Linked DNA regions of Homo sapiens: region 2 is linked to region 1. A link is a loop called in an ENCODE intact Hi-C map of the cell type or tissue named here. Cell type or tissue: PC-9. All regions are shown on one strand. Links, peaks and the distances in the headings refer to the core of each region. The heading gives the core; the rest is flanking DNA. Region 1 overlaps FLNB (filamin B). Region 2 holds the start of LOC105377104 (a long non-coding RNA gene).

Region 1 (8,333 bases), core at 334-8,333:
TTTTGTTCTGAGGTGGAGTTTTGCTCTTGTCACCCAGGCTAGAGTACAGTGGAGTGATCTTGGCTTACTGCAACCTCTGCCTCCTGGGTTCAAGCTATTCTCCTGCCTCAGCCTCCCTAGTAGCTGGGCTTACAGGTGCCCACCACCACTTCTGGCTAATTTTTTTATTTTTAGTAGAGACGTAGTTTCACCCTGTTGGCCTGGCTGGTCTTGAACTCCTGACCTTAGGTGATCCACCTCGGTAATCCACCTTAGGTGATCCAAAGTGCTGGGATTACAGGTGTGAGCCACTGGACCCGGCCTCTGTAAGCTTTTTTCTGTGTTTAAAACTTTTCATTTTTGTACTTTTAAAACTTTTTTTTTTTTTTAAACACACACATTAGTCTAGACTTACACAGGGTCAGGATCATCATTATCACTATCTTCCACCTCCAAATCCTGTCCCACTGTCCCACTGGTAGGTCGTCAAGAGCAGTAATGTGTGGAACCGCCGTCTCCTATAATAACAATGCCTTCTTCTAGAATATTTCCTGAAGGACTTGCTTGAGGCTGCTTTACAGTTAACTTAATTTTTAAATAGAAGATGCCCACTCTAAAATATAATGATAAAAAGTATAGCATATTAAATACATAAACCAGTAGCATTGTCATTTATCATCAAGTATTATGTATTGAACATAATTGTCTGTGCTATATATGTTTCTATGGCCGGTAGCCCAGTGGGTTTGTTTATACCAGCATCATCACAAATACATGAGTAATGCGATGCGTTACTGTGACGTCAGTAGGCAACAGGAATTTTTTGGCTCTATTTATAATCTTACGGGACCATCATTGTATGTGTGGACTATTTTTGACTGAAACTTCATTATTTAGCAAATGACTATATTAGCAAATAAAATTGAGCTGTATATAATGAAGAAGTATGCATTATAACCAAGTGGGGTTTATTGCAGGGATGCAAGGCCTCGTTCACTATTAGAAAATCAGTCAACAGCCTGGCTCGGTGGCTCACGCCTGTAATCCCAGCACTTTGGGAGGCCGAGGTGGGCGATGGGCGGATCATGAGGTCAGGAGATCAAGACCATCCTGGCTAACACGGTGAAACCCTGTCTCTACTAAAAATACAAAAAATTAGCTGGGCGTGGTGGTGGGTGCCTGTAGTCCCAGCTACTCGGGAGGCTGAGGCAGGAGAATGGCATGAACCCGGGAGGCAGAGCTTGCAGTGAGCCAAGATTGTGCCACCGCACTGTAGCCTGGGCGACAGAGCGAGACTCCGTCTCAAAAAAAAAAAAAAAAAGTCAAATAGTAAAGATACCACCTCTCCTCAAATTGTCATTCAGGTTTGATGCAATTGCTGTCAAAATCCCAGCAAGAGTTTTTGCAGATAGCAAGATTATTATTTTAAAACCTATATGAAAAGGCAAAGGAATTAAAGTAGCAAAAACAATTTTGAGAAAGAAGTACAACATGGAGGAATCAGCCTTCCTGATTTCAAGACTTGCTGTATAGCTACAGAAGTCCAGATTTTGTAGTATTGGTCAAAGGATAGACATTATAGATCAGTGAAACAGAATTGCAGCCCCACACAAATATGCACAACTGATTATTGACAAAGGTGCAAAGATAAGTCATTGGGGGAAAAAACCTTTTCGGCACATGGTGGCAGAGAAATTGAACATCCCTAGGCAAAACAAAACAAAAGCAAACCCCAAACCAAAAAACAAAAAACCCATATAACTATAAAACTTTGAGAAAAAAACATAGAAGAGAATCTTTGAGATCTAGAGCTAGGCAAATAGTTCTCAGATTTGACACCAAAAACATGATCCATTAAAAAAAAATAAGTTGGATTTCATCAAAATTAAAAACTTTTTAATGTTTTAAGAAGGATGGTCTGTCTCAAAGACTCAACATGGTACATGGTGGTTGGCCTTTATGTGCTGTTGAGGGTTTTCCTGCATTGAAGGGTGCACTCCTGGGTCACCTACTGTCCTGCAAGACAAGCTGTCTTAGCCCTCACACTATAAAAGCCACCCGGACACCGTCTCAAACAGAACTCAAAATGTTGCTGAGACTGGGATCTGGGGGCTGGATTTTACTTTTACAAACAATTTAAAACTTTTTACAGTTAAGAGGATGAATATACAGGCTAAAGACTGGGAGAAAAAATTTGCAAACCATATGTCCAACAGAACACTAGTATCTAGAACATGTAGAAAGAACTCTCAAGTCTTAGTCGTTAAAAAACAGACAAACATTTAACCAAACAACCCAATAAGAAAATGGGCAAAAGACATAAACAGTTTCTGCTGAAGAGAACGTCCATATGACAAAAAAACACATCGAAATTTGTTCAGTATCATTAACCATGAGAAAAATGCGAATTAATCCTAGTACACACTATCAGAACGGCTAAAATAAAAAATATTAATACTGATAACACTAAATGCAGAACGGATGGAGAGAAACTGAATCTGGATCACTCACTCATACATTGCTGGTGGGAATGTAAAATGGTGTAGCTACTTTGGAACACTGTTTGGTAGTTTCTTAATAAAGAAATAGGCTGGGCACAGTGACTCCCTTCTGTAATCCCAGCACTTTGGGAGGCTGAGGCTGGAGGATCACTTGAGCCCAGGAGTTTGAGACCAGCCTGGGCAACATAGGGAGATTGCATCTCTACAAATAATTTTTAAAAATTATACAGGTGTGGTGGTATGCACCTGTGGTCCCAGCTACTCAGGAGATTGAGGCAGGAGGATTGCCTGAGCCTGGGAGGTCGAGGTTGCAGTGAGCCGTAATTGTGCCACTGTGCTCCAGCCTGGGCTACAGAGTGAGACTTGGTCTCAAAACAAAAACAAAAACAAAACCTCAAAAAACAGTACATGCAACTACCATATGGCCCAACAATTGCACTCCTTGGCATTTATCCCAGAGGAATGAAAACTTACTGTATATGAGAGCCACTGTTTTTCCTTCTATAGTCTCACAGCTAAAGAAAAAAAACTTTTCTCATCTTCTCTACTACTCCTCTCAGTATTTCGCTTCCGGTCACCAAAATCTATGGATTTCTGTCCCCCATACTGACAAGTTCTCCAATTTTATGTGGACAACAAGTAGGTGTCCTATAATCAATTCCCTTCAATTCTGACACTATCTACCTGAAGTTAGTGCAGACGCCATTAAGGGCTCGGTCCCTCAAAACTGCCCCTGACTTCAGAGGCCAGTCAGAAGTGGTGGGTCCTCAGGTAACCCACAGCTTCTGTCCAGGTTTGCTACAAATCAGAAGGTCCCATTACCCCTTCCTCATGTTATGTTATTTGCTAGAGTGGCTCACAGAACTCAGGGAAACACTTACCTTTAGCAGTTGTGTAGTGAAGGATATGATAGAGGATACAGATGATGCCCCAGATGAAGAGGTGCACGGGGCAAAGTTTAGAGGCGTTTTGAACACAGGAGCGTCTGTCCCCATGAAGTTGGGGTGGGCCATCCTCTTGGCACATGGATGTGTTCACCAACCCAGAAGCTCTCTAAACTCCATACTTCAGGGATGTGGAGGCTAAGTCACGTAGGCGTGATTGACATTAACTGAGACTACAGTTCCTCTCCCTTCCCTGTAGGATGGGGAGTGGGGCCGAAAGTTCTAAGCTTCTGATCATGACTTGGTCTTTCTGTTGATTAGCCACATCTTGAAAGCTATCCGGGAGCCCACTAAGAGTTGCCTGATTAGAACAGAAGATGCTCTTGTCACCAAGGACATTCCAAGGGGTTTAGGAACTCTGGAACCAGGGGCAGAGACCTATATATATAATTTCTTACTATTTTATACTTATGTTCACACACACACACACACACACACACACCCCTATGCACAGATGTTTACAGCAGCTTTATTGGTAAGAGACAACTAGAAACAACCCAGATGTTCTTCAGTGGGCGAATGGTTAAACTGTGGTACATCTATACCATGGAATATTAGCTACTCAGCAATAAAAAGGAAAAAAACCATTGACAGAAGCAACAACCTGGGTGAACCTGTAGACAATTATATGTAGTGAAAAAGGCCACTCCTAAAAGGTTACATAGTTATGATTCCATTGATGTGACGTTACCGAAATAATAAAATTACAGTGTGGAGAACGGGTTAGTGGTTATCAGGGCTAAGGAGAGTGTGGGTGTGGTTATGCAAGGGCAGCAGGAGGGCTCCCTGTGCTAAAGGGAATGTTCTCTATTTTGATTGTATCAACGTCAATACCCTGGTTGTGAGATTGAGTCATAGCTTTTTACCGTGTTACCACTGGGGAAACTATTTTGAGATGGAGTCATGCTCTGCCGCCTAGGATGCGATCTGGGCTCACTGCAACCTCCACCTCCCTGGTTCAAGCAATTCTCCTGCCTCAGCCTCCCAAGTAGCTGGGATTACAGGCATGTGCCACCACGTTGTATTTTTAGTAGAGACAGGGTTTCACCATGTTGGCCAGGCTGGTCTTGAACGCCTGACTTCAGGTGATCCACCTGCCTCAGCCTCCCAAAGTGCTGGGATTACAGGCATGAGCCACCGCTCCCAGCAAGGGCATTGTTTCTTACACCTACAGGTAAAATCTGTCTCGATGAATTTGCTCGATCATCTTAAAATAAAAAGGTTAATTAAAAAAATGATTGAATATAATTTTTAAAAATGTCAGGCAATACAATAAATGCTGTTTAATGAGAAATAAGCTTCGCTCCTCCCTGCTGTGTTGCTTCCATCAAGGCAAGCTCTGCTACTACTTATTAACCACATTATTTCCACAATTTTATATAGACTCCTGACTGAGGTTCTCTGAATATCAAAATTGGATATTACTTCAATAACATGGGCAAAATTAAGGCTTTCGACCTGCCTGATTTTCCTTGTCAAGGCAGTTTGTCCCCATTTCCCACATGGGATCTGCAGGGCTGGGTCCCATCTCTCAGTTCCCTGAAAGAGATGCAGTGGGCGATGGCTCATGACACACCCTCGCCTGGCTTCTAACATGTCTGTGTAAACCTGTGGCAGGAATCGAGCCCACTGGAAACATGGTGAAGCAGCCAGCCAAGTTCACTGTGGACACCATCAGCGCCGGGCAAGGAGACGTGATGGTGTTTGTTGAGGACCCAGAAGGGAACAAAGAGGAGGTATGTTGGAGGATGCTGCCTCTCCTTTCCAGCACCTCATGGAGCTTTTGGGGCTTGTAATGCGGCCAGGGACTGTGCCTCCATTTTCATTTCAGCTCACAACCAAAAGTGTTTTTTACCAAAAGGATACTGAGGCTTATAGCTGTTAAAGTAACCTGCCCAAGAGGTGAGCCTTGAAATCAAATTTAAATTGATTGCCAGGGACACAGTGTTTAATGAAATAAAGGATACTTTGGATTTAGCAAAGGTGCCTTGTCAGTTGAGGTTTATGTATGTATTTATTTATTTATTTATTTATTTATTGAGACAGAGTTTCACTCCTGTTGCCCGGGTTGGAGTGCAGTGGCACAATCTTGGCTCACGGCAACATTCACCTACTGGGTTCAGGCGATTCTCCTGCCTCAGCCCGGCTAATTTTTGTAACCCAAGTAACTGGGATTACAGGGACCTGCCACCACGCCTGGCTAATTTTTGTATTTTTAGTAGAGACAGGGTTTCACCACATTGGCCAGGCTGGTCTTGAACTCCTGACCTCAGGTGATCCACCTGCCTCTGCCTCCCAAACTGCTGGGATTACAGGTGTGAGCCACCGTGCCCAGCCTCAGTTGAGGTTTTATATACTGATGGCCAGAATAATAAGAGTCTTGCCCTGCTCTCTTCCCACATTGGCCATTCTTTGGTTCCTCCCTCAGAGCCTTTGCACATGCTGTTCTTTCTGTCACTTATTTTCGTAGGACCATATTTTATTCTTGGCATTTAGCATAATTTGCAATTCTAAGTTTACAGATGGATGGTCCATTTCCCCCACCGGGGCAGGGATTGTATCTGACTTGCTCATGTTTTATTTTTAGTACCTAACACTGGGCCCTGCATTTCATAAGCTTTCAATGAACTATTGAGTGGATAAAGGTTTAAGTTTCTTGCTTCATATTCTCTCTTACCTAGAGAGTGCCAGCCTGACACTGGACACTGGAGAGTCCTGACTCTGTTATGCCTCTGTGCTGCATGGTTTTGTTTCTGTGACTTCAAGCAGTTTCTCTCTAGGGGCGTTGTGCAAGAGGGACAGGAGCTCGCCAGCACCTTCAGTGTTTCCGACCTGGCAGCTCCTGCAGAACCCCTGCTGACACAGCATGCTCCTTACTCACACCCGGCACCTTTTCTAACTGTTGCCCACCTTCCCTCCTAGGCACAAGTGACCCCTGACAGTGACAAGAACAAGACATACTCTGTGGAGTATCTGCCCAAGGTCACCGGGCTACACAAAGTAAGATGAAGCAGCATGGCTGTGGCTTGGGCTGCTCTGGGGCTAGGAGAAGAAAGATAGCCCAGGAAGAAGAGTGTTTTTCTTAAGTGAATTTCTGATTTTCCTTTCTGATTATAGAAGGATCTATGCTCATGATAGAAAATTGGAATCACTAGGATTCCCTCTACTAGCTAGGATGAGTTGTTTGCAATGTCGTAAGATTTTTCCAACTCCATCTAGGTAACTAATGGTTGCAGCTGTGTGTCTGGAGTGTAGATGCTGTGGTGACTACACTATAGATGGGTTCTTTGTCCTTGATTCTTTTTTTGGAGACAGGGTCTTGCTCTGTCACCCAAGCTGGAGTGCAGTGGTGTGGTCTCAGCTCACTGCAACCCCCGCCTCCTGGGCTCAAGCGATCCTCTCACCTCAGCCTCCCAAGTAGGTGGGATTATAGGCACCCACAACCACTCCCAGCTAATTTTTGCATTTTTAGTAGAGACCAGGTTTCACCAGGTCACCTAGACTGTTCTTGAACTCCTGACCTCAAACTATCCTCCTGCCTCAGCCTCCCAAAGTGCTGGGATTATAGACATGAGCCACCACACCCTGCTGGCTCTTTGTCCTTAATGCTTTCTTAAGAACTCTCCTTGGAGGTGCTCTGGAGGAGCTGTCAGCATTGAAGGCTGAGGATGGAGTAGTTCAGCTGAATATAGTAGAGGGAAATGGCCCTCTCAGCACCTGGAGAAATGATAGGGATTGAGGCCTCAGGCTCTTTGTCTTGGCAGCCTTTCGAGTTCTGTTTGAGATGACATCCAGGTGACCTATAGGGCAAGGGCTGAGAGAGCCTGTCTTGCAGGAGAGTGGGGTGACCCAGGAGTACACTTTTCATTGGAAGAAAGCCCTCAACAGCACATAAAGGCCAATCCCATCATGTACCTGCCCAGACTTTGGAATACAGACTGTACTCACCACCTTGGGCTTTAGTGAATTCACCTGGAATGATGGCCTTAGCGTTCTCTTAGACTCTTAGACTATGATGCATTTGGAGTAAATGCTCTTGAAGGGAGCATTTATAATGTAATTAATTAATTCCAGTCAAGTATAGGTTCACATGAAACCCAACCCAATTACCCCCCAAAAATTTCAGAGATGAGAACAGTGACTCAAGTTTTAGATGGAAATCATTCTACTTTGTCCCAAATCCATGTATCTAAGAATGATTTTCGTCCCTTGAAAAAACAGTTTGGCTGTGGATTTGAAATCCTGGAACTGCATATTTTATTCTGAGGGATAGTGGCCCATTCAGCCCCCGAAAGGACTCAATGTCCAGAGATTGAAATGTGTTTGTTTCCTATTAAAGAGACTAAGTGTATATAAGGTCAGCATTTTTATTTTGCTAAAGGTGTGATGTCCCAGACCCAGCTGTATGGCTGAAGGGGCCAGGTGGGAGTCCCATTCAGGCTGTTAAACTTGGTTCCAGGGCTCCTTATTCTAGACACCTTGTGTGTGCCATCATGGGAGGGTAGGAGAGGTGATCATCAATGTATGTGGCTTGATGTCAGTCTTGCTGGGCACAGAGAAGTGATTATGTATTTCTCACCTATCTGTCACCTATAGGTCACAGTCCTCTTTGCAGGACAGCACATCTCCAAGAGCCCATTTGAAGTGAGTGTTGACAAGGCCCAGGGAGATGCCAGTAAAGTCACTGCAAAAGGTCCAGGGTTGGAAGCTGTAGGGAACATCGCCAATAAGCCCACCTACTTTGACATCTATACGGCAGGTAACGTGCCTCTCCTCCATGGATCTGACCTTTGCGCTTTCTTCCAGAGGCTGAAATATAATCCTCGGGGACTTGAAGGCCTGACCTTTTGTCTTTTAAATCAAATAAATAATCACAAAGACAATTTTTTCAAATGTGTTATATTAGATT
Region 2 (8,333 bases), core at 79-8,078, 140 kb before region 1:
TTAAACATATCTTTTTGCTGGGGACACAACTCAACTTTTAACACCTACATTACCAAACTCATTTCTCATTACTCAGCACCACAGACCCCTGGCTTGATAGGGGCATTTGGGGTGCTGGAAAGAACAGAGCAACAGGCAACGTTGATGTCAGCTTTGATCTGTCCCCAGCATTCTGGGATTCAGTGTCAGCCAGTGAAGGCTCAGTGAAAGACAGGGCATCTCCACCTCCGAAGTCAGTACCATGTAGGGTATAAAGAGAGACCTTGGAATCAACTTCCAGGATTCAGTTCCCAATTCTGTCCGCCACTGTGTGTGACTCCTGACATTTCTTCACCTCTCTGGGCCTCAGTTACCTCATCTGTGAAATGGGGGTGATAATGGTACACAGCCTATCAGAGAGTGCTTAGAGCAGCATATGGGAAGCTCTGAATAAATGTTTCCTGCTGACGATGATGATGATTATCCGAATCACTCTCACCTGCAGACACAGCTTTGCCGCTTTTTTGGTGAGATAGGCTGTTCCTGATGGACACGCTGGAAAATTTCCAGTCCCCAGAAAACAGGGCAAGGGCAGTTCCTGATTAGGATAAAGGAAGCCTCTCTGATGGTCACATGCCCAGGTGACTTGTAGGCAGAGGCCAGCCCTGCTTCCTGTCCCCACTTCCCAACTTGCCCTGCTTTTGTGAATGAGCTCTTTCCTAGCTCCTCATCCTGGGTCTAGTTTGGAAGGTAATTTCTCAGTCACTTTTGAGTTGACGCAGGTGGCAGTTTCCTTTATGAACACTCATAACCCAGGGTAAGCTTGACAGGGCAGTTAGAGGCCCAGAAACAAAAGTTGGGAACAACAGCCTTTCCAGCTAGAACTAGAGCTGGCTTGGTGAGAAACAGAAGGCCTCCCTGAGGTTAGAGGCCTAAGCAGACACCAGGTCTGGCCTTCCACATCCCTGCTGGGTGGAGCAAGACTGTCAGCACTTAGGAAGTGCCTTGCACGTTGATCTTTGGGAAGCGAGGGGCTCCTGTCATCTGCGTCCAGACTTCTCCATTCTCAGGTGGACCGCACATGGCCTGGCCAGGCCAGGCCAGGCCCTGAGTGGTGACTGTTGCTGCTGCTGCAGCTGCTTTTGACATTATTGTCTGTAGAATAAAGGTAGAGGCTGGTGGGACCGCTGCAGCCATTCCCTGCCCAAGCCTGACCCTAAGTGCATCTGAGAGTGCTCTGCGTTGAACCAGGAGGGGTCAGGCCCGGACTCTCTAGGCCCCTTTTCAGACACACCCTCCCTGACTTTGAGTCTTCCCCTTTTCAGGCCTGGAAGAGAACAAGGCTTCTTTTTGTTTTTTGTTTTGTTTTGTTTTGTTTTGATGAAGTCTCCACGGGGTTTCACCGTGTTGGCCAGGCTGGTCTTGAACTCCTGGCCTCAAGTGATCCACCTGCCTCGGCCTCCCAAAGTGCTGGGATTACAGGCATGAGCCACCGTGCCCGGCCTGAAACATTGTTATATGGCACATAACTGTATATGTATGTTTTACTTATTTTTTTATCTTTATTTTTTTGAGACAGTCTTGCTCTGTCACCCAGGCTGGACCACAGCAGCACCATCTCCGCTCACTGCAACCTCCACCTCCAGGGCTCAGGCAATTATTCTGCCTCAGCCTCCTGAGTAGCTGGAATTACAGGCGCCCACCATCACGCTTGGCTAATTTTTGTATTTTTGTAGAGGTGGGGTTTCACCATGTTGTCCAGGCTGGTCTCAAACTCCTAACGTCAGGTGATCTGCTCACATTGGCCTCCCAAAGTGCTGGGATTACAGGTGTGAGCCACCACACCTGGCCATCTTTCTGTTTTGTTTTGTTTTGTTGCTTTTGCTTTTCTTTAAGGGAGTGGAGATTTCTAGGAAAGGCATAATTATGGAGACAAAAAGCAGACCATTGTTTGCCTGGAGCTGGGGTTGACTGCAGATGGGCAAATGACAAAATGGACATGTTTGAAAACTAGTTTGTAGTGGTGGTTGCACTAGTGTGTAAATTTACTAAAACTTGTTGAACAATACACTTATTATGGGTGAATCGTATGGCATGCAAATGATTCTTCAATAAAGCTACTTAAAACGTATATAGTTGGGGCACAGTGGATTGAACTTGTAATCCCAGAACTTTGGGAGGCTGAGGCGGGTGGATCACTTGAGCCCAGGAGTTTCAGACCAGCCTGGGCAATATGGCAAAACCCCATCTCTACAAAAGATTAAAAAATATATATAGCCGGGTGTAGTGGTGAATGCCTGTAGTCCCAGCTACTTGTGGGCCTGAGGCAGGAGAATGGCTTGAGCCCAGGAGTTTGAGGCTGTAGTTAGCTGTGATTGTGCAGTGGCTCACACCTGTAATCCCAGCACTTTGGGAGGCCAAGTTGGGCAGATCATTTGAACTCAGAAATTCCAGACCAGCCTGGCCAACACGGTGAAACTCCATCTCTACTGAAAATACAAAAATTAGCCGGATGTGGTGGTGCACACCTATAATCCTAGTTACTCAGAGGCTGAGGCAGGAGAATCGCTTGAACCTGGGAGGCAGAGATTGCAAGTGAGCCAGGATGGTGCTGCTGCAGTCCAGCCTGGGTGACAGAGTGAGACTGTCTCAAAAAATAAAGATTAAAAAAATGTACATATGCAGTTATGTGCCATATAACAATGTTTCAGACAGCGCAGTGGTTCACACCTGTAATCCCAGCAATTTTGGAGGCTGAGGCTGGTGGATCACTTGAGACCAGGAGTTAGAGACCAGCCTGGCTAAGATGGTAAAACCCTGCCTCTACTAAAAATACAAAAATTAGCCGGGCATGGTGGCAGGTGCCTGTAATCTCAGCTACTTGGGAGGCTGAGGCAGGAGAATTGCTTGAACCAAGGATTCTGAGGTTGCAGTGAGCCAACATAGTGCCACTGTACTCCAGCCTGGGAGACAGTGAGACTCCGTCTCAAAAAAACAAAAAAACAAACCAAACCAAACAAAACAGGCTGGGCACAGTGGCTCATGCCTGTAATCCCAACACTTTGGGAGGCCAAAGCCAGCAGATCACTTGAGGTCAGGAGTTTGAGACCAGCCTGGGCAACATGGTGAAACCTCATCTCTACTAAAAATACAAAAAGTAGCCAGGCATGGTGGTGCATGCCTGTAATCCCAGCTACTTGGGAGGCTGAGGCAGGAGAATCGCTTGAACCCGGGAGGCGGAGGTTTCAGTGAGCCAAGATTGCACCACTGCACTCCAGCCTGGGTGACAAGAGTGAAACCCGTCTCCAAAAAAAAAAAGAAAAAAAAAATGGAGCCAGCACAGTGGCTGATGCCTGTAATCCCAGCACTCTGGGAGGCCGAGGCTAGAGGATCACTTGAGGCCAGGAGTTCAAGACCAGCCTGGCCAACATGATGAAACCCCATCTCTACTAAAAAACAAACAAACAAACAAACAACAACAAAAAAATGTTTCAGTTGACGACATATCTCACCTGCCACGGTGATCCCACAAAATTATAATACTATATTTTTATTTTACCCTTTCTATGTTTAGATGTTTAAATATACAATTACTTACCATTGTGTTACAGTTGCCTACAGTATCCAGTACAGTAACATGCTATACAGATCTGTAGCCTAGGAGAAATAGACTACACCATTTAGCCTAGGGGTGTAGTAGGCTAGACCATCTAGGTTTGTGTAAGTGCCCTCTATGATGTTCACACAATGGTGAAATCACCTAATGACACATTTCTCAGAATTTATCCTTGTTGTTAAGCAATGCATGACTGTACATATAAAATGAATTCTCTTAAAACCACAATCAGTGAGAGATTACTGTCTTTTAGGTACTTTATAGGACATCCTCAGTGATTCTGAACTTGAAAAAGAAGAGGTAGGGGAGCTGAATTGGAAGCCATGGCCTTTATGTGACCTAGGGTAGATTCATATCCTCTTTGGGCCTTGGTTTCCCCATCTGTGATACCCCGATGCTTTTGGAGGAGATGAGGGATGCCAGGGTGATGGAGCCTCTGCTGTGGTTTCTGTGCCCGGCTCCAAAGGTGCATTGGACCTTCAGGTCATACCAGGCACCACTGTGAGCTTTGTCTTTGCCACAGGAGCACCTCTGCCTTCCTGTCTTTGTACAGAGAATTTCCTTCCTCCAGCCACATGGAGCAGCCAGGAACAGCTGGAAAATCCGGATTGGCCTAGCTTCATTTTCTCCAATCCTGGCCCTTTCTTTGACCTAGACCAGGGAAGCAGCCAAGACACTGCCCTGGAGAAAACTCCCATCTTGGATGGAATGGATGGAGCACCTGCTGGGCATTTACACACTTTGCATAAATGTATGCAGCCCTGATGGGCAGCCTTAGCCCATTTTACAGAGGAGGAAACAGAGGCTCACACACAGAGAGACATTTGTTCAAGGTAACGTAGCTGGTAAGCACTGAGCTTCCTGCTCTTTCCACTAGACCTCCCTGCCTGCAAAGAGGCCAGTCACCTTGCTCAGGTGAGAGCTGGGCAAATTGGCTTATTTGGGAATCACCTGACCTTCTTTTCTTCTGCCTCTCCCAATCGGGTCAGAACACCAGGATAACTAAAATGCCACTCCTCCAGGAAGACTTCCTGCAAACTTCCACCCACTCACCCAGCAAGTGCTGAGACTCACCTTCTTCTGGGTCCCAGCAGCAGAGACCCAGAGGCTTGAGACCCAGGGACTGTGAGTAGCTCCATTTAGGAGCATGGAAGGAATGAGGCCTTGGGAGTCAGAAGACCACTTGCTGGCCTAGCGTGGTGGTTCATTCCTCTAGTCCCAGCATTTTGGAGGCTGAGACAGTAGGATCACTTGAGCCCAGGAGTTTGAGATTAGTCTGGGCAACATAGTGAGACCCCCATCTCTACAAAAAAATTTTTAAAAATTAGCCGACACTTTGGGAGACTGAGGTGGGTGGATCACTGGAGGTCAGGAGCTCGAGACCAACCAGCCTGGCCAACATGGTGAAACCCTGTCTCTACTAAAAATACAAAAATTAGCGAGGTGTGGTGGCATGTGCCTGTAATCCCTGCTACTTGGGAGGCTGAGGCAAGAAAATCACCTGAACCCAGGAGGTGGAGGCTGTAGTGAGCCAAAAAAAAAAAAAAAAAAAAATATATATATATGTATTAGCCAGGTGTAGTGGTGTCCACCTGTGGTTCCAGCTACTCAGGAGGCAGAGGTGGGAGGATCCCTTGAGCCTGGGAGGTTGAGGCTGCAGTGAGCTGTGATTTTGCCACTGTACTTCAGTCTGAGCAAGAGAGCAAGACCCCATCTCAAAAAAAAAAATTAGAAAAGAAGAAAATCTGGTGCTATAATCTGAACGTTTGTGTCCCCACAAAATTCCTACCCTAAGCCCCAAGGAGATGGTATTAGAAGGTAGGGCCTTTGGGAAGTGATTAGGTCATAAGGGTGGAGCCCTCATGGATGGGATTAGTGCCCTTATCATGTTCAGAGAGCTAGCAGCCTCTTCCACCTGTGAGGACATGGCAAGCTGGTACTGCCTATGAGGAAGGGCCCTCACCAGACATAGAATCTGCTGGGACCTTAGTCTTGGATTTCTAGCCTCCAGAACTGTAAGAAATAAATTTCTATTGTTTGTAAGCCTCCCAGTTTATGTTCTATTGTTATATAGCAGCCCCAATAGAGTAAGACACCTGGCCAGGTGGTGGGGATAAAGTCTCGCTCTGTTGCCCAGGCTGGAGCGCAGTGGCACAATCTTGGCTCACTACAACCCCCACCTCCAGGTTCAAACGATTCTGCTGCCTCAGCCTCCCTAGTAGCTGGGATTACAGGCACTTGCCACCATGTCTGGCTAATTTTTGTATTTTTAGTAGAGACAGGGTTTCACCATGTTGGCCAGGCTGGTCTCGAACTCCTGAACTCAAATGATCTACCTGCCTCAGCCTCCCAAAGTGCTAGGATTACAGGCGTGAGCCACCGCACCCAGCCTCACAGTAGGGTTCTGAACAAGGGTGGGACAAGCAGATGTGGCTTAAAAGAAGGTGGCTCGGCTGGGCGTGGGCGCCACTGCACTCCAACCTGGGTGATAGAGCGAGACTCCGTCTCAAAAAAGAAAAGGAAAAAAAAAAAAAGAGTGGCTGTAGCTATGGGGTGGAGGATGGTCAGCTCCCAGTGGTGTTGAGTGGGAGGACAGGGGACCAGCCAGGAGGCTGCAACTGGACCTCCTTCTGTGGGGCCTCCAGGGGAGGGCGTGGCACCAACCCTCCTTTCACCTTTTCTCTGTCCCTCCTTCCTCATTCTTTTTCTGTCCCCTGCCCCACTTCCTGGGGCCCAGAAGAGCCTGCCTATCTGATAAGCTCTGGGGAGTGCCCACTTCATGGCCTGCTGCTCCTGGCAGTCTTTAACTGGTTTCTTCTGGAGATGGTGCAGGGGCTGCATGGTGGGCACACGGGACAGCATGCCTGTGGGGGCGCCATGAGAAGGGGAGGGCCTGAACCCCCAGGGTGGGCTAAGGTGCAGGTAGAAGGCCAGGGGAGAGTCCTGCAAGAGCTACTCCTGGCCGACTCAGACCCTCTTGCCCTTCTTATCGGGCCTGAGGAGCGATAAGGGGCCAGTTCCTGGACTGTGGGTTCTAGGCCTTTGTTTGGGACCGCCAGGAAGTGACTTGGTTTTGCTGTGGCTTAAGCAGTGTGGTTGATTCACCAGGGTGGGGGGCTGGGTGTGCCTGGGGGAGCCCCCAAACACCAGGCCCTGCACCACCCATCACCGACAGGCCAGCCGCTGGGAGGCCACCGTGGGAGTGTGTCCAGCCTCCACATCCGCCTCCTGACAGCTGGCCACAGAGGGAGGATTCCTCACCCCAGGGCGTCTCCTCTTTCTTTACTTTTCAAGCAGAAAACACTTCCAGAATATATTATTCCCCAAATGTGCGAGACACTAGAATGAGTGCTTTGCCTACACCATCTCCTTTCATCTTCACCCCAGTAACAACGGCCCTCAGGGCTCATCGTGGGTGTTATTCACTGTCCACATTTTGCAGAAGAGGAAACTGAGACTCAGAGAGAGGAAGTAAATTGCTCAGGTTCACTCAGCTAGGAAGCAACAGATCAGGATTCGAGCCCAGTCCAAAATCATAATTCACTCCCTTGAAAAGCCAAAAGAGAGAGAGAACAGGGCCAGACGGGGTGGCGTCAGGAGGGTTGTGGGTCCCCTGGCTGCTGTGCAGAGCTTACATCGGGCGCTCAAAGGAGCCCGAGCCAACCACTGCCCAAGAGATTCTACCAAGATGAAAATGGTTCCTCCCCAGCCACAGTTCCATCACCTGCGTGATGGGACGAGAGACTGGATCAGGTGTTCTCCACAGCCGGTTATGAAGTGAGTAACCTGAGTTCATAAATGAGCAGTTGGGCGGGCTCCTCTTCCAGGCTCTTAAATGGGGAGCAGGGCGTGGTGCTCCGGGATAAGAGAAAAGAACAGGAAATTCCCAGCCCAGTGGGAGAGACCCTATTAGTCAAGACAGCAAAGCAATTCCAAAAAAGGGAAGTTTCTGGCTCGTGTCGCTGAGCCACGTATCAGCAGGACTCTGCCCTTTCAGCACTGATCAGTCAGCTTGGATGTTGCTTCTTCCACGGCTACCAAGGTGTCCACTAGACTCCCCAAGTTCACATCTCACCAGCTCTGGCCCTAGTGGAAAGAGTCTCTGGCTGAGAAGTCTCAGAGAAAATCCTGATTGGTTTGTTTTGAGTCACCTGCCATCCCTGAACCAGTCACCATGGTCTGGAGAGGGAGTTTGCTATCGGCCAAGCCAGCATAGCCTGCCTACCCTCTCAGTGGATCTTGCTGTGGGGCGAGCCAGCAGCCCCACATGGATTAGGTGGAGATGGAAGAGGAAGAGGTGGAGGCAGGCAAAAGCCATGAGACCCCAGCCACCCGGGGGCTAGCTCCTCACCCAGCCAGTCTTTCCACACCCAGGCTTTGCTAGGCCATTCTTGTCAGGCCAAGGATGCTAGAGGGTCATCACCAAGAAGGAGCCACTCAGTGTCTTAGTTTAGGTCAGGGGTTTTGAACCTCAGCACTATTGATATTTGGGGCTGATAATTATTTGCTGAGGGGGGCTGTCCTCTGCATTGTAGGGTGTTTAGCGGCATCCCCGGCCTCTACCCACTAAAAGCCAGTAGCAACTCCTCCCTCTTCCACTGTGACCGTCAAAAATGTCTCCAGACCTTGCCATATGTCCCCGGGGGACAAAATCACCCCTGGTTGAGAACTATTGATTTAGGGCCGGGCACGGTGGCTCATGCCTGTAATTCCAGCACTTTGGGAGGCTGAGGCGGGC

What was found. A loop is a pair of places that touch in the nucleus more often than their neighbours do. Peaks named below come from ENCODE experiments on the same cell type or tissue, not always from the same donor. Only the 100,000 strongest peaks of a DNase experiment are listed, where the experiment ranks them.
Region 2: a loop joins it to region 1, with 4 times the contacts of the local background. A loop is called at or near these places in 5 of 110 quality-filtered maps.

The regions. Positions count from the first base shown.
Region 1 is chr3:58,089,795-58,098,127 of GRCh38, forward strand. It overlaps FLNB (filamin B), which reads left to right. Exons shown (of 46, transcript NM_001457.4): 5 at 5,042-5,160; 6 at 6,347-6,424; 7 at 8,021-8,183. Among named protein-coding and RNA genes, the nearest start is that of FLNB-AS1, 77 kb to the right of the region's middle. In PC-9, for the core only: no CTCF peak of the experiment used is centred there; a DNase peak (open chromatin) is centred at 4,167; H3K27ac peaks cover 3,502 bases.
Region 2 is chr3:57,952,562-57,960,894 of GRCh38, forward strand. LOC105377104 (a long non-coding RNA gene) reads left to right here and starts at 6,717. Exons shown (of 4, transcript XR_940874.3): 1 at 6,717-7,372. RefSeq lists enhancers at 6,058-6,639, 7,216-7,773. In PC-9, for the core only: no CTCF peak of the experiment used is centred there; DNase peaks (open chromatin) are centred at 3,730 and 6,250; H3K27ac peaks cover 4,216 bases.